Linked DNA regions of Homo sapiens: region 1 is linked to region 2. A link is an interaction called in ENCODE POLR2A ChIA-PET data of the cell type or tissue named here. Cell type or tissue: MCF 10A. All regions are shown on one strand. Each heading gives the region's core, and the rest is flanking DNA. Links, peaks and the distances in the headings are about the cores only. Region 1 holds the start of LOC105373933 (a long non-coding RNA gene). Region 2 has its middle 190 kb from the start of SPP2.

The links. ChIA-PET counts read pairs that join two places held together with the same protein. Peaks named below come from ENCODE experiments on the same cell type or tissue, not always from the same donor. Only the 100,000 strongest peaks of a DNase experiment are listed, where the experiment ranks them.
Region 1: POLR2A ChIA-PET joins it to region 2 with 10 read pairs; 6 of 35 experiments call an interaction of 5 or more read pairs at or near these places.

What each region holds. Positions count from the first base shown.
Region 1 is chr2:234,299,126-234,311,003 of GRCh38, reverse strand. It overlaps LOC105373933 (a long non-coding RNA gene), which reads left to right and starts at 9,130. Exons shown (of 4, transcript XR_007088124.1): 1 at 9,130-9,408. RefSeq lists an enhancer at 1,822-1,961. In MCF 10A, for the core only: no CTCF peak of the experiment used is centred there; DNase peaks (open chromatin) are centred at 4,343 and 5,963.
Region 2 is chr2:234,237,264-234,249,141 of GRCh38, reverse strand. No RefSeq gene overlaps it. Among named protein-coding and RNA genes, the nearest start is that of SPP2, 190 kb to the right of the region's middle. In MCF 10A, for the core only: no CTCF peak of the experiment used is centred there; DNase peaks (open chromatin) are centred at 2,991 and 6,881.

The DNA.
Region 1 (11,878 bases), core at 2,339-10,338, 62 kb before region 2:
TATAACTTTTTAAGTCAAGAAGACAAAATGATCTATATTTGCCTGTGATATGATATTTAATTTGTGACTCTAGGAAACTTTAATTACAAATTAAAAACTATTAAGACTAATAGAAGAACCCATTAAAAAGAGACGAGGTTTAAGTTAATGAACACAAATCAATGGTTATAAAACAGCCTAAATCGAGTTCCTCAAGGCAGGTGGCTGATCAACATGGACTAGAAAGGGCTCCTTGCTGGGCCTTCACAAAGGAGAGTGATGGTCAGAGGCTGGAAGACTGATGTTGCTGCTTCACAGTAGATATGGGCCAAGACATTATAAACTGTCATATTCTGAAAGTGTTGTGTGTTCCGAAGCCTTCTCTCTGTTGATGATTACTGTTACCCTCTGTTGGTGTCTCCATAGAGATTATTGCTTAAAAAAAAATAAGAAAGCCGACCTGCGGGTTAGTCTTAAGAAGGTGTGTCACTTGCTTCCTAGAGTCCCAGCCCCAGAGGAGTGGTTGGTGCAGCGCCATCTGGACCATGCAGCCACCACAGCGAGTTGGGGGTGACAATTTGAGTCTAAGGGAGTGATCCTGGGAGCTCAGCAGGAGAAAAGCCCAGGAGTTGTTCCTGGATATATTGCTTGCAAATCTCCAGGCAAGCTCAGCTGTTTCAGCGGATGAGTGTTTCCTGACGTGTGGGCACCTGCTGCTGGTTCTGTCCCCTTTCTCCAGTGTCCTTTAGAGTGTGCCTGGGGATAGAAGCAGTGTTATTTCTCCCTTGGCTTCAAGCAGGAAAAATATTCTCATACAGTGTTGTCTGAAAGAGTGATTTTCAAAATTGTGGGTCATGACTCGATAGAGGATAGAGAATCTGTGTAGTGGATTTTGAGAAACTTTTTAAAAAATACAACTAATGGAAGAGAAGATAAAATGCCGAAGGACTTCACACGCAGTAAGGGCATGCGCTGTTTTGTGGCATTTCGGTTTCCTGGTTTGGGAAGAAGAAGCAGATGGTCTACACCACTGGAAGGCACAACTCCATAGACAAGGGGTTCCTGGACAAAAAGTTGATAGTAGCACCAGAAAGGTAGAAGCAGAAAGCAAACACATCCCACACACCTGGAGGCACCGAGGCAAGAGCTGTTCAGGTCATGGCCTTGGTGTAATCCTTGCCTTCTCTTTTCTCTCATGCTCTACATGTAAACCATATACAAAATTTGTCAGCTTGACCTGCACTCTATATCCAGATTCCAATCACTTCTCACCATTTACTCTGCAAAGTGGCAGCTGGAATATTTATATGGTTTGGCTGTGTCCCCACCCAAATCTCATCTTGACTGTAACTCCCACAATTCCCATAAGGGGAGGTGATCGAACTATGGGGGTGGGGGGCGGTCTTTCCTGAGCTGTTCTCATGATGGTGAATGAGTCTCATGAGATCTGATGGTTTTAAAAATGGGAGTTTCCCTGCACAAATTCTCTTTCTTTGCCTGCTGCCATCCACGTAAGACGTGACTTGCTTTTCCTTGCCTTCCGCCATGATTGTGAGGCCTCCCCACCCATGTGGAACTATAAGTCCAATTAAACCTCTTTCTTTTGTAAATTGCTCACTCTCAGGTATATCTTTATCAGCAGCATGAAAACAGACTAATACAAATATGCAGATGTTGCACCATTAAACCTAGCTAGAGTTTGGAGACTTCATAGCAAGGACGACTTGTGGCATTTTTCTGGTTATTTGCCATTAAATTGTGAGCCAGTGAACTGAAAGGCAGCACACTTAAAAGAGTCATTTTATCCACTGTTCTCTTTCATTTAACTGACGATCTCCTCTTTCTCCCTGTGATGCTGTAAACCCCATGTCTTTTGTGAAACTGGCTCTGTAATCAGACCATGGCCCATCCAGCCTTGAAGCTCTCTCCTGCTTACAGATGGGGTTTTGACATTATGCCTTTGGGTTTTGTGGCACAGAGATTTCCACTTCTTCCTCATGAGCCCAAGCAAGCGTGAGCTGTCTCAGCTACTTGGAGATTGACGTCAATCTTTCCGCATGAGCCAGGGGAAGCTGCCTCATTTGTTTGCCCTGTGGCTTCTCTACTTTTCAAAAAAGGGAAATCAGTTCTTCTCTGAGTCATGTTATATTTTTTGTGACCGATAGTAAACCTCTGAGAAATATCTCTAGACGTTACACAGTTCAAATCAGTCACTTATAAAATTAAGCATTATGCTCTCTCTCCTTCTGAAAAGTCCAGACAAAGAGCATCAGATTTCAGAGAAGAATCTGCTCTTCAGAACAAGGGCTAACCTTGCATGTGCAGTTGTCAGGTAAAGATAGATCAGCCCTACTCACATGGCTGTAACCATCCACAATTTGGTTTCTCTGTGCAAGTTCCTCTGGTTAAGAAGCCTGGGATACCCAGGGAGATGCTGGGTGATGGGCTTGCACACAGTATCGTTGGCGGCTTCCTAAGATGTCAGGCTGAGCATATCCATGTTTCGATTTTGGTGTCAGCCATCAGTTGCTTTTAGGCTTACAGCAATTCTCTATTTTATGAACTCAAACAAAATTACAGAAGGAAAGCTGTCAATTACTTTTCTTTACTTTCTGAATTAGAGTGTCCATCCCTAGTCCTCCACCAGACACCACTGTAGGCAAACAAAGCATCTTACAAATGATGCATCATCAAGATGCACAGGGAATTTTTTTTTTTTAAGAACTACAGGAAAAAAATCAGTCACATGTTTAGCATTTTCCCTGGAACAAATTTATTTTGCTGTTACAGTGGTCGGTGGCCTGCGGTGTCTGTCCTTGGTATTTGGACAAGGAGATGCCTGCTCAGTGACTAAGCTGGGGTTCTCCACATCAGCAAGGCCCTCACTCAGGATTGGCCATGGATATGGACCGACCCCACTGCACCTTTAGAGTCCAACAGCTTTCCTTCGCAAGATGGCCCACTGGAGGTGAAGGTGGATTCTGTTGCCCTGGATCCCAGGAAGTTAACTTGTTCCTATGTGAGTCAAACCTTGGGTCTGATCTCAATTGTTTCCAACCATAAGCAATTGGTCTAGTGTTCGATGCAGGGCATGCTCAGAGCTGTCTGGTTATTTGTCCACACCTTGCTTGGCACATGTGTTATTTTGGAGAAAACTTCCTTTCTGCCTGAGAAGCAGGCAATGAAAGGGAGCCTCCACTGGTAGACAAGACTCTCATTCTCAGGCTTTGCTAACCTCCAAGGCAGAGTTTGTGCCTTGTTTCTCTGAACCCGAATGGCACCTATTGAGTTCCTTTTTTATAGCACCCGTTAAGTTCCTCTCAAGTTCTCTAACTCTAACCCTAACTCTAGTAGCATATATCACTTACCTTATTGTAACTGTTGCTTCCTCATTACATTGTAAGTTACTTGCAGGTGGATATTTAGTGTTAATTCATGTTGGTATCCCCAAGCTTAACATAGTAGCCACTTGTATCAGTTACCTCTTGCTGTGTAACAAATTATCCCAAACTCAGTACCTTAAGACAATGAGCACTTATTATTGTGGCTTATGTGTCAGTGGATCAGCTGAGGGTTGGCTGCTGAGCTGTACTGAACTTGACTGACCTCAGCTGGGTTCATTCGTGCATTTGGGGGATCATCTGGGGTCACTGCTCTAGCCTGGGCTTGGCTGGTAGAATTTAGCTGAGGCAGCTCTGCCCCACACAGCTCTCATCCTCCTCACAGGACCAGTGACCTAGTCTGGGCATGTCCTTCTCATGGCCATGGCAGAAGATCAAAACAGAAAAAAAAAAAAAAAAAAAAAAAAAAAAAAAAGCATTAAGGTCTCTCGAGACCTAGGTTCAAAACTAGTAGTGCTCGGTCACTGTTATCTCATTCTATTAGACGAAGCAAGTCTCACGATCAAGGCCACCCCCAAGGTGGGAAAACAGACTCTGCCTCTTTGGGGTAGCAGGTACTGTATAGTCCACATGGCAATGGATGAGCCCATTAACTTAATTGGGCACACTCCTTGACTCATACCATTAGCAAGTTCAGGCTCAGCTTGGCGCCAGTTCTTTTCTCAGTCAGAGGGGATTCAGCTGGGTGCAACGACTCACACCTGTAATGCCAGCTACTCAGAAGGCTGAGGTGGGAGGATCACTTAAGGCCAGGAGTTCAAGACCAGCCTGGGCAATGTAGTGAGACCCTGTCTCTAAAAAAGAAGGGGAGGGATTAAAGGATTCCTTCTTTGGTGCAAACCCAGCATTGATCCAAGCTTGCTTCGTGGAAGCCGTCTAGTTAATATCTGGCACCCAGCCTAGGAGGTGATTTGAAATGGGTAGGAGGGGCTCATAATATCCGGGGATGAGACTCCTGTCCTGAAACCACTCCTGCAAGCTAGGACTTGCTGAGTCCTGAGAAATAGCACTGCTGCTCCCTGCCTGGAACTTTACACATGCCCTGCTCTGAGATTCCTCTTTGTTACGCTCCTACCACCATCCAAATCACCTGCCATTCCTTGTTGGACATTTGTTACCAAAGGCTAAGCATGAAGGTCTTGTCTACCAGTGGAAGCCCCTTTCCTTGCCTGCACCTGAGTCTTTTGCCTGCTTTCATGGAAGTGTCAAGTGTGAGGTCTTGAAATTCAGGCTTTGAATGTCCAGTTTTCAGTAGTCTGTTCTGCTGTATGATAAGCAGCCAAACAGAAACAAAACAAGAATAAACTTTGCTTTTTAAAAACTGCTTTCCTAAGTTTCTTTTTGTCATATTAAGAGCCTAATGTGATGAGAGAACTTTCCACTGAGAAGACCAAACAGTAACAGATAATGTAGGTTACTTCCCTGAAATCAACCACCAAGCAAGTAGACGAGTCCTGACCAAAACCTTGGTCACCTGATGACCAGCTTAGATTCTTTTTCCTGTCCTCTGGCTCTTCTCGTGGTTAGTAAAATTCCTAACAGCGACTGACTGAGGCAGGAACATCATAGTAAGGAATGCACCATGTGTTAATGAGTGCATTTAGGAATCCTGCTGGCCCCTATCCTTTTCACATCCACATGTCTGTCCTGACTGCATGAGGCATCAGAGAGATTGTAAAAGGCGGATCACCCATGCCCTTAGAAATTGCCTATGGCAGTGGTTCTCAAAGAGTGTCCCCAGGGCATCCACATCAGCATCACCTGTTTACCTGGCCTCCACCCCACAGCTACCAAATCAGAAATTCTGGGGATAGTGTGCCCAACAGTCTATGTTTTCACAAGCCCTCCAGGGGATACTAAGGAATGTTCAAGTTTGAGAACCACTGATCTAGAGATCTAAACCATCACCAGCCTAGCAGTGATGGCTTTGGTGGTATATGGGGTGTCTGAAACAAAGTTTTCCTTAAATGCACCAAGAAACCCTTCCCATCTCTACCAGTATTGTAGTCAGACACAAGAATGCAGCATGGATTTAAGAAATTTGGAGGGTTTTTGTTGTTGCTTTAATTTGGTGGGCACAGGTTGGAAACTGTGTAGAGGGATATGGAAACACTGCAAGGATTGCCCCTCTGAGTAATGGGACAAGATAATCAAAATCAAAACCCTTTTGTGTTTTGTGACATTCCTAGTATTTCCTAGCTCTCTCTAGTTCTTTCCTAAGTGTAGGTTCTTATCTTGGTCCCTTTTAGCAATTATTCTCAGTTGTATTATTTCTGGCACAGAATATGTCTAATCCCAAAACAGAGCACATCAGTTATGCAATATTTAATGCTAAGTGACACTGGTTCATCCCATGTGTGGCACTGGGGAAGGGAGGGACTCGCCATTGTGTCGAACATGCCTGCTGGGGAGCAGGAATGTGAAGCTGATTCAGCAGAGGCAGGGCAAATACTGTTTACCCTTTCCTTAAAGAATCAGCCTGGGTCGCCTTCCAGGCAGGCCACCATGTGCTTACCTCTATGGTAGGAGTTGTCACCGAGTGTTAACAAGATAATAAGCCTTCTGAATGCCTGTTTAGCTCCCATCTGCCCTGACTCCTTGAGCAGAGGGTTCATGATTCATGCCTTTGTATTCCAGCCCCGAAGGTTTTTTGTTTGTTTTGTTTTTTTTTTTTTTTTACATTTCAGAGGATTACACAATTACATTTTCTTACTTTCTGACCTGCAAATAGATACCTTAAATGGAATTTTAAAAAAATTATCAAATTAGGTATATCCAAAATGCAACAATTACGCATATAACAATTAATTCACAAAGTGCAATTTTACTGGGACATATCCTAAGAATTGAGGAACAGCCAGTCGGGAGAAATCTGACCAAATTTAGCAATCAACTATTTACAAATCCAAAATCAAAACTCTCTAAATTCCCAAACCAGAAGCTTGAAAGTATTTATTAAATCCCCACCAGACAAAAGAGAGTGATGACTAAAACCTATCCAGTCTTTACAGTTTCAATCCCAAATACTGAGCTATTTCCCCAGTCTGTAACTGAATGGCAAGCATCTGTTTGTCAAACGCCTACCCATCTAACCTTTACACCATTATGCACATAGAAAGGCTAAGTGTTCATTAATTAAAAAACAAGTAGTCATTAAATATCCATACTATTGGCAAAACCCCATCTCTACTAAAAGTACAAAAATTATCCGGGCATGGTGGCAGACCCCTGTAATCCCAGCTACTCAGGAGGCTGAGGCAGGAGAATCGCTTGAACCTGGGAGGTGGAGGTTGCAGTGAGCCGAGATCGCGTCACTGCACTCCACTCTGGGCGACAAGAGCAAGACTTCATCTCAAAAAAAAAAAAAAAAAATCCACACTATTCCCCCAGCCCACCAAGCCCTTACTGCAGTCCCAAATATGCAACTTGTGTCACATAGTGACAGATCATATTTCATATATATATATATACACATACACACACACACACATACAGGATTAGGTACAAATGGCAATTAACAATCCCTACAAAAATTCAACTTCAGTTGAGGCTAGGGCTCCTATGCCTTGAGATGGTTTTGGACTTCAAAACTCAAAAATGCTGCTAAAATCTCACTTCTTTAACACAAAATTTGATTATATGTTCAGTTTAAGCTTCTCAGTTTAAAAATGGCTATAAGGTAAGTATTAAAAAGCCAGCCGTTGGCCCGGCACGGTGGCTCACACCTGTAATCTCAGCACTTTGGGAGGCCGAGGCAGGCGGATCATGAGGTCAGGAGATCAAGAACGTCCTGGCTAACACAGTGAAACCCCATCTCTACTAAAAATACAAAAAATTAGCCGGGCGTGGTGGCTGGCCCCTGTAGTCCCAGCTACTCAGGAGGCTGAGGCAGGAGAATGGTGTTAACCTGGGAGGCGGAGCTTGCAGTGAGCCAAGATTGCGCCACTGCACTCCAGCCTGGGCGACAGAGCAAGACTCTGTCAAAAAAAAAAAAAAAAAGCCAGCCATCCAGCCCTGAAGGTTTAACACCATGAGTGACCACACATCAGTGCTCAGTCCATGTTTGCTGAAGGAACAAATGACCCAGAAAAGCTTTTCAGACTCCATACCTGATAGAGGGGAGCTAGGGAGACTTTGAACAGAAAACCACATTAGGGTGCCTGTTACCTGTGTTTGGAGCAGGCATAACCAGTGGGCAATTACTAGAATCAACCTCCTCAGGGAACCCCAGGTCACAACTTGGGAAAACGCAAGATCACTCATCTAAGGAGATGAGATAAAGAAAATCCAAAACAGAAAGATAAATGCAATGCAGGCTTACCACAATATGCAAAGCAACACTTTGTGCCTATGGCTGCTTTTTAATTTTTATTAAACTTTTTTGAGGTCATTGTAGATTCATAAAAAGTTCTAAGAAATACAGTGAGACCCTATGCACCTGTTACTCAGTTCCCCCAATGAAACTCTAGCAACGCTACAGTACAATAGCATGGTCAGGATACTGACGTTGATACAATATCTTTAGATTCTGTGTTCTGGGCACCTCACCTGCCTGTCTGGTTCGGGCCCCAGAGATCACTCTTAAAATAGACATCTGGGAGGCACCCATTACTAGACTAGGTTAATTGGGAGTCGTGAGTTTCAAGCTAGGGAATTTTAGGATTTTTAATAAGGAGATGTTTAGGTGGTTTATTCCCAGGTTACAAGCAGCCGTGCCCATGATGAGGGTGAGGACAGAGCAGTGGTGCCTAGTGATAGGATCTGCTGGAAGAGGGCTTGGAGGCTCTGGGTGCATTCACCTCCACCAGCCAGCCTGGTGCCTGCATGAAGGAGCCAGGGGGGGTGGGGGCCAGATCCCAGCACACACTGGCCCCGCTCAGTCCTGGGGTGCTTGGATGGAATAAGATTTGAAATAGTGAGCGTTAAACTAGACCAGCTGTCTTACTGAGTAGGGATTCAGGGGCTCTGAAATGAGAGGGAAGAGGTGCCAGGGAGGCAAGGGAGGTTTGTTTGTGAGTGGCTTTGTACCAAAGCCATATGACAGTGGGAGGCAGGTCAGTCATGCACAGCCTGGATGAGTCCCTGGAAGGAAAGACTTGGTCCCTGGTGTGTGCACCTCTCCCTAGTGCCACCTCCTCATCACGTGATAGCTGCCTCTGCAAAATGCACAATAATGTACCAGGCCCCCCAAATCACAGGCATTAGAGAAACCAGCCTCTGGGGCGCTTGGTCCCTGCAAGGATTGGCTTCATAGGGACACCCAATTTACTACTCTTGCAAACCTGTGCTAGACTTGCCTAAGGACATGGGTGCTTCCCTGACTTCACTCTTGCCTGTGGTTTGTTGTTTTGTTTTTTGAGATGGAGTCTTGCTGTGTCACCCAGACTGGAATGCGGTGGTACAGTCTCAGCTCATTGCAAACCCTGAGTCCCAGGTTCAGGCAGTTCTCCTGCCTCAGCCTCCCAAGTAGCTGGGCTTACAGGCACCCACCACCACGCCTGGCTAATGTTTGTATTTTTAGTGGAGGTGGGGTTTTGCCACGTGGTCCAAGCTGGTCTTGAACTCCTGACCTCAAGTGATCTGTTTGCCTCAGCCTCCCAAAGTGCTGGGATTACAGGCGTGAGCCGTGGCACCCAGCCCATTCTTGTGTTTATAAAGAAACATTTTGTATAAAACCACCCGCAATTGTTTAAATTTCTCTTTCCAAGTGAAGTAGGATTCAGCTAGAGCACTGAGGATAACTTCTGTCCCCTCTGACCCCTTCCAGCAAGAGGGAGGTTAAAAGCCAGGACCCAAACTGGTGCCACCGGAGCTGTGGACTGCATCCAGACGCTGTGGGAAACCTAGGGGGCAGAGATGTCACCCCCGACAGAAGGCGGCTGTGCAGGAGATGTGCTGAGTTCGTGCCTGGGGAAGGGAGTCTGGCTACCAGCCTGCAGGGCTTCTGAGCCCACGGCGTCTGTGCAGCCACGGGAAGTGGGACTCACTCGGCTTTCAGCACCACAAAGACAATCAAAGAATCTGGCAGGTAAAGAAAAGGTGCTTTTGAGGGAAAAGGAGTGTAAGGAAAGAAAACGAAGGCACATGAGGGGTTTATGATCTAAACCCAAAATATTGTGTCAGCACGGAGGCCCCGGCTGGGCCCTGCTGAGAGCTGGAGCTGTCCTTCCTTGCCAGGCCTCTGTTGCTATGGCTGTTTGGCAATTTTTACTTCTTAAGAACTATAATTACCTGACTTCAAAGGAAAACAGAGGGAGGGTCAAAGAAGAATTGGAAAGAAAATCCACCCGTATGGCTGGCAGGACATTGTGAGCTGGAATTTCTGCCAAGAAGTTGTGTGCAAGTGTATCCATTTGAGTACATGTGTGCCTATGTGAGCACGAGTGTCTTTGTGTTTGAGGGTGTGTGTTTATGTTTATATGAGTGTGTATACGTGTATGTGTATGCATGTGTCTGCAGGTGTGTGACTATGTGTAAGTATGTGCATGCATCTGAGTGTGTCTGCCGGTGTGTGACCATGTGTGTGTAAGTATGTGCATGTACATGTCTATGGGTTTTCCCATGGTGACTGTCTGACTTAGTGCATGTGTACGTGTGAGTGTGTGCATGCATACATCTGAGGGGGTGGGCAGATGGGTGTAGGGGTGTGCCGAATGGAGCAGAAGCAAAGAGAGAACCAGAAGCAGGACCCCTAAGCAGAGGGCTGACGCAGAAGTAGATGTTAAGGCACTATGCTCTCAGGAGGGGGGTTGCCAAAGTCCAAAATCAAAATACCCCCATTTTCTTGCTGTGACATTTGCTGGGAACCAGAGCCTGATGCCAGCATCCGGTGGACAGCTTGGTCCTTTCTCTCCGGCAGAAGTGAGGAGGTGCAGTCCTTTAGCCTAATTGCCTTGACAGCTGGGTCCTGTCCTTCTGCAAGGGACGCAGCCTCCAGACCTTCCCTTTTCTCCGCATCTCCACATCTTGGTGATGTGAGTTTAGCATCTCTGGCCACAGCACATTAAAACTGCTGCACTTCTGCTTTGCTTGCACGGGGCTTTCAGGTTTTAAAGCAGGCACCAGAAACCTTTCAAAGGTTGCCAGGCAAGTTGCCATCTTTGCCTTTCTGTTAGTGTAATGGGGTGTGTGTTGTGTGTGTGTGTGTGTGTGTAGGAGAAGCTGAGAGACAAATGGCACTAACCTTCAAGAGATAGGCAGAGGGACAAAGAAACAACAACCATCCCTCACCTTCATGTTTCTAAAAATCCTCTTGCTGCTGTCTTCACCAGCTTCATATCTAGGTCAAGCGATTTAGGGCCAGGCTACACTGCTTTTAGCCGTAGGAAAGTCAGCATGTCACTCACCTACTGCCACAAAAACACTGTGCAAATATCATGCCAAAGCTGTGTTACTATTTATTTCATTACATTATTTTATTTACTTTCAACAATTGGGCTGACCCAATATCAGTTGCACCCTTACAGAAGACTGGGACCATCTTGGAGACAGGGGTTCAATGATAGCTCCAGCTCTCAGCAGGGCCCAGTCAGGGCCTCCGTGCTGACACAATATTTTGGGTTTAGATCATAAACCCCTCATGTGCCTTGACTTCAGTCGAGGGACATCAAATGCTGGCTTTGGAGACTGAGGGGTCACAGGACAAGGAAACGGCAGCCTCTAGGAGCTGAGGGTGGCCCCTGGCTGACAGTCCTCAGGGAAACAGGGGCCTCAGTCCTGCAGCACAAGGAAGGAAGTTCTGCCAAGAACCTTAATGAGCTTGGAAGTAGATTCTCTCCCAGGGCCGCATGTGTGAGTTGAAGATGGCAGACACCCTGATCTCAGTCTTTTTTTTTTTTTTTTTTTTTTTTGAAACAGAGTCTCACTCCTTGCCCAGGCTGAAGTGCAGTGGCGTGGTCTCAGCTCACTGCAAGCTCAGTGAGGCAAGCTCAGCCTCCCAGGTTCACACCATTCTCCTGCCTCAGCCTCCCGAGTAGCTGGGATTACAGGCACCCGCCACCACACCCGGCTAATTTTTTTGTATTTTTAGTAGATACAAGGTTTCACCATGTTAGCCAGGATGGTCTTTATCTCCTGACCTCGTGATCCACCCACCTCAGCCTCCCAAAGTGCTGGGATTACAGGCGTGAGCCACCTCGCCCGGCCCTGAACTCAGTCTTGTACAACCCTGAGCAGAGAACAGAGCTGAGCCCTACCTGGGCTTCTGACCAACAAATCTGTGAGCTAATATATGGGTTTTGTCTTATGTGGCTGTTTTGGTGGTAATTTGTGACACACCAATACAGTCTGGCTACCTTATTTGAAGGAGAAAGAAAAAAATACAGAGGGAGCAAAATACAAATTAATATCTTACTGAGTTAGCCTGCCACACCAGAATTGATACCTGGTCTCCCACAGTGAATAGAAATTGCTAGCCTAACTTATCATACCTTCACTGGCATTGAGTTTTATAACTTTATTTTAATGGTTGACAAACGAAAATGTCAACTCATCGTTAT
Region 2 (11,878 bases), core at 2,070-10,069:
GGGCAAAGCTTAGTTTATTACCCCAGGTAAGCCTTCCCCAAGGTCTTTTGCTTATACCCTGTATTAGTCCGTCCTTGCATTGCTATAAAGGCATACCTGAGACTAGGTAATTTATAAAGAAAAGAGGTTTAATTGACTCATGGTTCTGCAGGCTATACAGGCTTCTGCTTCTGGGGAGGCCTCTGGCAACTTACAATCATGGTGGAAGGTGAAGGACAAGCAAGCATCTCTTACCTGGCAGGAGCAGGAGGAAGAGAGCGAAGAGGAAGGTGTCACACACTTTTAAACAACCAGATCTCGCGGGAATTCTATCACAAGACAGCACTAGGGGGATGGTGCTAGACCATGAGAAACACTCCCATTGTGTCTGGAATTGGTGGGTTCTTGGTCTCACTGACTTCAAGAATGAAGCCGCGGACCTTCGCGGTGAGTGTTACGGGTCTCAGAGATGGTGTGTCCAGAATTTGTTCCTTCTGATGTTCGGACATATTCAGAGTTTCTTCCTTCTGGTGGGTTCCTGGTGGGTTTCTGGTCTCGCTGGCCTCAGGAGTGAACCTGCAGACCTTCCCGGTGAGTGTTACAGCTAATAAGGGCAGTGGGGACCCAAAGAGTGACCAGCAGGAAGATTCATGGCAAAGAGCCAAAAAAATCACAGCTTCCACACTGTGGAACAAGACCCCACTGGGTTGCCACAGCTGGTTCCGGCAGCCCGCATTTATTCCCTAATCCGACCCCACCCACATCCTGCTGATTGGTCCATTTTACAGAGCGCTGATTGGTCCATTTTACAGAGCGCTGATTGGTCCATTTTGACAGGGTACTGATTGGTGCCTTTACAAACCTTTGGCTAGACACAAAAGTTCTCCAAGTCCCCACTAGATGAGCTAGACACAGAGCACTGACTGGTGCGTTTACAAACCTTGAGCTAGACACAGGGTACTGGTTGGTGTGTTTACATTCCTCTAGCTAGACATAAAAGTTCTCCAAGTCCCCACTAGACTCAGGAGTCCAGCTGGCTTCACCTCGGGGATCCCGCACCAGGACCGCAGGCGGAGCTGCCCACCAGTCCCGCCCATGCTCCTGCACTTCTCAGCCCTTGGGCGGTCGAGGGGACCGGAGGCCGCAGAGGAGGAGGGGGCGGTGCTCGTCGGGGAGGCTCGGGCAGCGCAGGAGCCCACGGAGTGGGGGAGGCTCAGGCATAGTGGGCTGCAGGGCCCTAGCCCTGCCCCATGGGGAGGCAGCTGAAGCCCGGCGAGAATTCCAGCACAGCGCCAGCGGGCTGGCACTGCTGGGGGACCCGGCACACCCTCTGCAGCTGCCGGGCCCGGGTGCTACGCCCCTCACTGCCCGGCCGGCAGCGCCAGTGGGCCGCTCAGAGTGCAGGGCCCGCAGAGCCCACGGCCACCCAGAACTCGTGCTGGTCTGCCAGTGCCACACGCAGCCCCAGTTTCTGCCCGCGCCTCTCCCTCCACAACTCCCTGCAAGCAGAGGGAGCTGGCTCTGGCCTCGGCCAGCCCGGAGAGGGGCTCCCACAGTGCAGCAGCGGGCTGAAGGGCTCCACAAGCGCGGCCAGAGTGGGCACTGAGGCCGAGGAGGTGCCGAGAGCGAGGGCTGTCAGCACGCTGTCACCTCTCACCATGATCCAGGCACCTCCCATCAGGCCTCACCTCCAACAGTGGGGATTACAAGTCAACATGAGACTTGGATGGGGATACAGAGGCAAACCATATCATACCCCATGGCCAGAAGTGAGTCACACAGACACTCTCGGCTGCAAAAAGGGGACAATGACAAACAAGCACATTGCCTTTCTGAATAAAATCTGTTGGAGTGGAAGAAAAGGCAAATCTGTATTGGATAGACATCAGTACTATCTGCCACACGTATAACTGTGCTGTGTTAAAACTGCTAATATTTTTTCCAAAGCCAGTTTAAAGAAATGCAGTTTTTTAGATGTTTTGAACAATTGATTTAATAATATGCAACGATAGATGGAATTTTATATTTACCATAAAAATCTTGGAATTCTGGCCGGGTGTGGTGGCTCATGCCTGGAATCCCAGCACTTTGGGAGGCCGAGGCAGGTGGATCACCTGAGGTCAGGAGTTCGAGACCAGCCTGGCCAACACGGTGAAACCCCATCTCTAATAAAAATACACAAATTAGCCGGGCATGGTGGTGAGCACCTGTAACCCCAGCTACTCGGGAGGCTGAGGCAGGAGAATTACTTGAACCTGGGAGGCAGAGGTTGCAGTCAGCCAAGATCATGACACTGCACTCCAGCCTGGGCAACAGAGCAAGACTCCATCTCAAAAAAAAAAAAAATTGGAATTCTAGTGCTGGGAAAAGTCCTAGAGACTCTCGTCATATTTGTACACACATGAACCCAGAGAACAGAAGTGACTTCCCTAAGCCCTGCAAGAAGTCTGTGGCAGAGCTGAGATGAGAACACAGGTCTTGACCAGCCAACACAGACCTCGTTTTGCCAGTACTATGTCCTGGGCTTTACTCATTAAGAAACTCACTCTTGATTTCAATGATAACTAAAAAATTAAAGTTATTAAAATTTTCATTTCTACTAATGATGGCATCCATTATTCCAATAGAAAAAAAAGATCCTTTTTTATCAAGCTACTCAGTATACACAAAGATTACATAAGATTATTCCATTTCTTGTCATATTGTTAGATCTAATATTATTAGGTTTAAATATTCATTGGGCATAATTTCTCCTCTATTAAAATAATTTATAATACGTTTTTGAGATCCTCTTGTGTGGTTAGATAATGTTAAGTTGAACGTTATACAAAAATCAACCTTGAAACTATTGAGACTTTCCTCTGGATATTGGCTTCTTTCAGTTATGTTGCCGGAGAAAAGTAGTTTGTGAGTCATCAATTTATATGCCATCATGTATAAAGAATGCTTCTGTGTGTATTGTTTTACCATACAGACGGGATTTTTTTTTTCCTTTTAGTCTCATCCTGCAAGTGTGGCTTTCTCAGGAAATCAGTAATGCACTCTTCATGCTGCCTTAGCCAAGACTCAAAGTCATCCTGAGCACCAGGTCCCGCAAAGTCTTGGAAAACCCACGAATAAGCAATGAATGCTCTGGGTAACTTTGTTCAAAGACCAGCTGTGTCTTTTTTTTTTTTTTTCCATGTTTTCAGCTTCTCTTCAGTGAAACTCATTTTGCAAGGTGGGGGAAGGGAAGCTTGCCATGAGCCTGAAAAGTGGGGAGCAAACGAGGCAGGCCCAGATTGGTGATGCCCCTAGCTCCCAGCAGAAGCAAATCCTCTGTGGACAAAAGCCTCAGCAGACAGCTTTGGGATTGCCTCATATTACATGCAGATTAACAGGAATTCAAAATTAATTACAAAACATGCAAAGAAGTAGGCTGCTATGAGTGAGAGTCAGCAGCAAACAACAGAATTCCCCAAGTTTCTTAATGATGGGAATTATACGTGGACTAAAAAATCACCATTTTTATTTGGAGAAATAAAAGCTAGATTAAAAATAACCAGAAATAGAGGGTGGAGGAGACAGGACAGGAGGTGGATTTTGGTACAAACTTTCAGTCATAAGTTGAATAGATTCTGGACATCTAATGCACAACATGATAACTGTAGTTAATAGCAATGTATTGTATACTTGAGGTTTGCTGAGAGTAGATCTGACACTGTTCTCACCACACACACACACACACACACACACACACAAATACACACACACAAAGATGAAGTAATGGATATGTTCATTGTGGTAATCATTTCACAATGTATATGTATACAAAAACATCACATTTTACACCTTAAATATATAATTTTAATGTGTCAAAAAATAAAAATAAATAATAATAATTAACTTTTTTAAATGACCAGAAAATGAGAGACAGTCAGAAATTTCAGGAATTTTTTAAAGATAATTGTCAAGTTTTACAAATGAAAATTATTTAATGAAATAGAAAACTCCGTAGATGAGTTATAAGTAGATGATTAAATACAGTTGAAGAAAGAACAGAAAAGCAAATTTGAAGAAATTAGCCAATAGCACAGAGAAAGAGGAGAGAGAAAATATGGAAAAGAAGTGAAGAAAAAGAAAGTGGAAAGTGAAAAAGCATAACGTGCATCTTCTCAGAATCCCAGAGAATGAAAGAGGAGAAATATTTGAAAAGATCATGGTTCAGAACTTTCCAGAACTGATAAGAACATGAATTCTTAGTTACAGAAAACACAATGAATCCCAAGTTGCTTAATTTTTTTTAATCCACACGTTAGATTATGATGAAATTACAGAAAATCCAACAAAAATAAAAAGATCTTTAAAATAGCCAAAGGGAAGAAATAGATCACCTACAAGTGAAAATTAGATTTAAAATAGGCTTGCTATTAGCTGCAATGAAAACCAGAGAGAATAAAACAATACCTAAAAGGGCTAATTTAGGATTGTCAACCCAGCGAACTAAGGTTTAAAAGCAATGGCAAATTGGAGATAATTTGACAAACAAAAATCGTTTTACCGCTAAAGAGACTTTAAACAAAAGGACTCCTAGGTATGTTTCCCAGAAAGAGGAAATGATCCCAGAAAGAAGGTCTGATTTTGAAGACATAGGGAGTCAAGTAACTTTCAAAGAACTGGGTGCATTTTTTAAAGTACATGTAAAATAATAATAATAATTTTAGTGAAGAGCAAATGCTGGGATGCAAGAGCAGATAAGTCTGGAGGTTGAACAACTGTTCAGGAGTGGTCAAGATACTGATTAACTTTAGAGATGAGGTTCAGTAAGCCTGAATTCCAGATGTAACAATCAAAAATAAATAAATAAGAGTATAACTTTCAAACTAAGGCAGGAAATAGGGTCTGGAGGCAGGGAAACTAAGGACTTCCTAGAACTAAATTAAACAGAAAAAAACAAACCTTCTAAGCCCAAGTAAATAACTTTATAGCTTTGCTTCAGCTATGACAGGAAACATCCTCTTCATTTGCATAGGGTGTACACCAAGTAAATAATTTTGTGTCTGCACTTCATCCTCTTTGTTTACATAGGGCTTATACCAAGTTATCAGTGGGAAACCTCTAGAAGGGTATTTAAACCCCAGAAAATTCTGTAACCAGTGCCCTTGAACTACTTGCTCAGGGCCGCTCCCACCCTGTGGAGTGTGCTTTCATTTTCAATACATCTCTGCTTCTGTTGCTTCATTCTGTCCTTGTTTTCTTAGTGCATTTTGTCCGATTCTTTGTTCAAAACCCCAAGAAACTGGACACTCTCCACTGGGAAAAAAACTAGTAGAAGAGAAAATGGAATGATAATAATTACAGTAGTAGAAGAAGAGCAAGAACAAATCAACTTATTCAAAAAAAAAAAGAAAAAAGAAAAAATCAGAGAATTAGCAGGGTAAATAGAAACCACAATGTAAGATGAGATAAAAAAGGAGACTTAGTATATAATAATTACAATAGATAAAAATAAACTAAACTTTCTACTCAAAATACAGAGTATCAGTTTTGATTGAGGAAAAAATATCTACTATTTAAACGAGCCACATCTAAAACATGAAGACACTGGAAGTTAAAAGTAAAAGAATCAAAGATAATAGGCAAATATTAAAGAAAGCTCACACAGCTATGAAAATACCAGATAAAATAAATTATTCGGGATAAGAATGGTTACTACATATTGATGTAACAATTTTAAATTTGTATGATCTTAAATGGTTTCAAAATATATAAAGCAAAAATTGCTTAAACTACAGGGGGAAATTGACATATTCTTTGCCAGGGTAGAAGATTTCAATATACCTTTTTCAATTATTGATAGGCCAAACAGACAAAAACATTAGTATAGGTATAGAAGATCTGTCCAATACTATTTAACAAATTCAATTTGACAGATATTCAGGTACCAGCTTGCAACAATGGGAAAATACACATTCTTCTTTCACACAAATGGAGTATTTACAAAAATATGTAGTAGACCATAAAAAAAATTCAAAACTTAAAAAACACACAGAACGTCTTATAGAATATGTTATTTGACAATAATATAAATTAGCTAGAAATTATGTGTGTGTATTTATATATATATAAATACACACACACACACACACACACATATATACATGTATGTATTTTTTAGAAAATGTAAAGTCCCACTTGTTCCACGGGCAAAGGTGTCTGCAAAACATTGGGTTAAGCCAAGTTAAGTAATAATGAGGAGGGGGAGAGGAGGTGAGAGAATATTGTGCTGCAGGAGTTCCCATATGCCTTAATATATAATGTAGATGATGAATTTATAAGTGAAGAAATGCAGTGTTTTATGCAGTGTTTTTATATCTCTATTTTGCCATGCAGTTTTCTATCCGTGGAGTAGCTCATGGGACTTGTGTTCTATGGAACGTACTTTGGGAAACACTGTTCCACAGCAACCCCAAGGCATACTTCATGTAAACCCTACTCTTTTTATTAACCCTATTTAACTTCCTATAACAACTACAAGCCTGGATATTACATCTCACAGTGTGCATTCTAATAAAACCATGAGTTTTTATTATCACTCCTGATGAGGGTGATAAGATTAAATCTTTCACAGCACACTGCAATGAACAGGAAAGAATCAATTTGGCAAGAAGGCATTCGAAGATAGGAATATTTGTATTTTAGTATCCTCATTTTAAAAAAAAAAAAAAAACACGTGAGCTACTTCGTAATCCACGTCAAAACTCTGAGACCTGCTATAAAATGCTCTAAACTACTTTTCAAACTTTTCAGGACAGCTGTGACCCTGTGGGGGTTGACCCTCATCCAAAAAGTCTCATTTTCTAGACGGTTAGGAGACCTGAATTCCTTTCCAGATCAGTGAGGCTGTGACCGGGCGATGAATCACTGTGGATGAGGAGTTAATTCATTATGTTCCCTGAAGCAATGAACCATTTCTGCCCCCTTTCCAGCTTTCTCATACATGCTTCCCTTTGCATTGAAACAATTCATTAGTTCCGCTTTGTCAGGGGCCCACCTGTACCATGTTAATGAGCAGCCAGAGGGGATCAGGGAGGATGAGTAAGTAGCCAGCCCACTCTGCGGCTGGCACAGCTCTAAGGAGCAGTTTTTATTCTACAGAAATCTTTCATTCTAAGATGTAATGCAAGCTCCTACGTTAGGAGTTCACCTGACAGTATTTTCATACACCTGAAAAGGTCTGTTTGATAACCCAACCTGGTGATTTTTAAAATGTGTCCAAAAATTCTTCCTACTTCTTCTTCAAGAGATGGAGCTTCATTCACTTTTCCTCAGGTGTGGGTGGACTTAGTGACTCACCTCAAATGAATAGGATACGGCAAAAGTCATGGGATGGCATTTCTTTCTTTTTTTTACTTATTTATTTATTTATTTTTTTGAGACAGAGTCTTGCTCTGTCACTCAGGCTGGAGTGCAGTGGCATGATCTCGGCTCACGGCAGCCTCTGCCTCCCGAGTTCCAGCAATTCTCCTGCCTCAGCCTCCTGGGTAGCTGGGATTACAGGCACACGCCACAACGCCCCGCTAATTTTTGTAGTTTTAGTAGAGATGGGGTTTCACCATATTGGCCAGGCTGGTCTTGAACTCCTGACCTCAGGGGATCCACCCGCCTCGGCCTCACAAAGTGCTGGGATTACAGGTGTGAGCCACTGTGCTCGGCCATGGGATGGCATTTCTGAGATTAGGTTATAAGGATGCTGGAGCCTCTACCTTGGGTGTGCACTCTTGCTGTCTCCTGAATCACTTACTCTGGGGGAAGTGGTAGCATGAGAACTGTGGAGAAGTCCATCCATACAGCAAGAAATGGAATCCTCCTGCCACAGCCATGTATGTGAGCTTGGAAGTGGAACCTTCAGTCCCCGTCAGTCTTCAGAAGTAATGGCTGGACTGCCAAGACCCTGAGTCAGAACCACCTAATCTAGAAGCTGAGCTGCTCCCAGATGTGTGACCCTCCGAAATTGTGTGAGCTAATAAGTGCCTGTTGTTTTATGGCATTAAGTTTTGGAGTAATTTTTATGCAGCAGTAGATGACTAACACACCCATTGATCAAAACTGCTCAGGATATAGGGAAGCCAGGGTGAGATCATCCCAGATGATCTGTATCCACCCCACATGGCTGGGATTGGACTGGGTTGGTGGGAGAAGGAGTTTTCCTATGGCTGGAAGGCTAGACTACTGGGGAGGAGGCAAGGATAGAGCTTTGCTCTGGAACTGAAAATTGCCCACAACCTTAGACCTGTGCGGTTGAATAAACAGTGATACATCCACACAATGGAGGACTCTGCATCTGGAAAAAGAATAAGGCAAGCCTTGGTCAGGCACAGTGGCTCACGCCTGTAATCCCAGCACTTTGGGAGGCTGAGGTGGGTGGATCGCCTGAGGTCAGGGGTTCGAGACCAGCCTGGCCAACATGGTGAAACCCCGTCTCCACTAAAAATACAAAAATTAGGCCAGGCGCCCAGTGGCTCACGCCTGTAATCCCAACACTTTGGGGGGCCAAGGTGGGCAGATTAAGAGGTCAGGAGATCGAGACCATCCTGGCTAACACGGTGAAACCCCATCTCTACTAAAAATATAAAAAAATTAGCTGGGCGTGGTGGCGGGCACCTGTAGTCTCAGCTACTCAGGAGGCTGAGGCAGGAGAATGGCATGAACCCAGGAGGCAGAGCTTGCAGTGAGCCGAGATCGTGCCACTGCACTCCAGCCTGGACAACAGAGCGAGACTCTGTCTCAAAAAAAAAAAAAAATACAAAAATTAGCTGGGCGTGGTGGCTGGAGCCTGTAATCCCGGCTACTTGGGAGGCTAAGGCAGGACAATTGCTTGAATTGGGGAGGCAGAGGTTGCAGTGAGCCAAGATCTGAGATCACACCACTGCACTCCAGCCCGGGTGACAAGAGCGAGGCTTCATCTAAAAAAATAAATAAATAAATAAATAAGGAAAGCCTCTATGAATTGACATGGAGTGTTTCCCAGGAAATGTTTTTAAGTGAAAGAGTAAAGTGCGAGAGATTATAGTATGCTATGTTTTGTTTAAGAAAGAAGGAATTATAAGAAATACTTGCATATGCTCATTAATGCAAAAGGCCATGCATAACAGATAAACCACAGCCTAGTGAAACTGGTTACGTACATGGAGTGGGTTGGAACAGGGTATAAAGGATGGGGGAAAGGGAATAGACCCAAGGGGATGGGGTAAAGAGGCATCTCTTTCTCAATACAACTTTGTGTCTAGTTTTAATGTTTAGAATCATGTGATCTTTCACATGCTAAAAATAAATAAATAAAATAAGCAAGATTGGGAATAAAAAAATAGAAAATGAAATACAAATAGAAACAAACCAAATGGTATTTCAAATGAAAAGCAATCACATTGAAGTAGAGGGAAAAACAAACTAACTACATAATCTTGGTAATATATTCTCAGGCTAAAGGCAAAAGTAACTATACATAATTATTGAACTCTGATTAATATATTTGTTTTGCACAGTGGTAAGGGTTAGCAGTTAGCAATTCTGAAACAACTTAACGTATTCTGGAATTAAGCAAATAAATAAATATACTATGGATATTGAGAGTCATGTTTCTCACCATTGGAGATGCAAGTAACAAATATGTAAAAAGAGAAGGAGAGAATTAACTTTGTGGTTAGGACTGGTTATGAACTCATAGTTTTAGGTTAAAAAAAGTGTGTGTGTGTGTGTGTGTGTGTGTGTGTTTCTGGAGGTATGTATGCACATATGCACAAATAGATACACACAAATACATATACTTATTTTTTAGCTGTATCCACTGGGGGCCTAGAAGCAATGGCATCCCAGTAGCAATGAGCACACCTAGAGTCTAGAGCTTGGTTTCTAGATACCATTCTCTACCTGAAGGAACCAGGGCTCTTTGGAGAAGTGTTTGATTCCAAGATTGGGTCTGGGAAAATACATGTGAGCCTGAAACTTGCAGTTTACCAGAAAGTAAGGAAGTGCTCAAAGAATTATCAGTGCATGTCAAAGGGCACAGAAAACTGATTTAAGGGGATCACACTTGCCAGATCTGAAACAACATGAGCATCAAAAAATGATAGTAATGGGTTATAACGCATTGAATAAAATAAGAATATATAAATCCATGATTAATGAATTAAGTGAGAAGGAAGGGAAAACAAGAGCAAGCTCTTCCCTGGAACAGAATTTCAATCAATGTATGCAGAAGAAATGATGGAATTAGAAAATCATCATTTAGCAACAACTAGAATAGCAATTATTGCAGGCAGGAATCATCAGGGAATGCTAAAACTAGTAGGTGACAAAGTATAATGAAAAACAGACACTCACATGGCCTCAGAGTGTCTCTCCACAATGTACTTATTAATTCCAAAACAAAAAAATGATAACTTTACATTGGAGCAACCTGGCAGGAAGTAGTATAACTAAGTGATCAATCAATGATTCAACTTTTGGCAGAGAGAGAGAATGATAAATAAAATCAAATATATTGAAGGGTATGCAGGAATTCTTTGTACTATTTTTGCAACTTTTCTGTCTGAATTTATTTAAAATTCAAAATAAAAAAGTACCTTTTCATTGAGTGCTGTATCTTTTGAGGAAATCAAAATCACTTTATTCCCATTGCGCCAGCTGCTAATCAGGAAGGATGGGCACTTATCTGCAGCTTCCATGTAAACAACTGAATTTTTATCTTAACCCTCTTCTTGCCCTTGTGAGAGGGCTATTCAAAGCTTCTTATCAGGAATACAAAGTGTCACTAAAACATATCCACTGTTGTCTTCCTTGCTTCTTCTGGGAGGAGAGTAAAGAAACTCACAAGATACAGGAACGATCTCTGCAGCTTAGCTCCCTACCGAAAGCATACAGGAGAGGGGAAATCCCCACCATATGGGCACTGCAGTAGGGTTGGCAAAATCTCAGGGATGGAGATAGCATTGGCCAACGTGTCAAAGATGACTGTTTTCGCTGCTGCAGAAGAGAAAGACCCTGGTGTGATAGAGGCATGGAGAAACCTGAGCGCCAATATTAGGTTTGTTTGGCTGGGGACAGTAGCTATGTCTGGTCTGGGGGAAACTGGAGTAATTCCAATGGGATTCACCAAAATCTTGCCTTTAGTAAAAAATGGCAGGAGGTCCAAGTGCTGGGGCATTAGCAGTGATGGTATAAGAACAAAAACTGGCCAGGTGCAGTGGCTCACGCCTGTAATCCCAGCACTTTGGGAGGCCGAGGCAGGTGGATCACCTGAGATCAGGAGTTCAAGGCCAGCCTGGCCAGCATGTTGAAACTCTGTCTCTACTAAAAATACAAAAAATTAGCCAGTCATGGTGGCAGGCGCCTATAGTCTCAGCTACTCAGGAGGCTAAGGCAGGAGAATGGCGTGAACCCAGGAGGCAGAGCTTGCAGTGAGCCGAGATTGTGCCACTGCACTCCAGCCTGGGTGACAGAGCGACACTCTGTCTCAAAAATAATAATAATAATAATAATGATAATAATGGAATTCTCAAGTATCTCTTAGATTATGATACGCATACTGGTGGACTTATGAGTTGCAGTCTCAGTGTACTTTTCATTCCTGTGATATCTTGTTTCATTTTGTCCTGGGAATTACGGGAAAGTCATTGCATTAAAAAATTGTAATAAAATACTGTATTTGAGAAGCTCACTGAAAATTCATGAAAGTTAGACAATAAAGATGTCTTAGTCCATTTTCTGTTGCTTATAACAGAATACCTGAAACTAGGTAATTTATGAAGAAAGGAATTTATTTCTTACAGTCATGGAGGCTGAGAAGTCCAAGGTCAAGGGTAAGGGCCTTCTTGCAGAAAGGAACTCTCTGCAGAGTCCTGAGGTAGCACGGGGCATC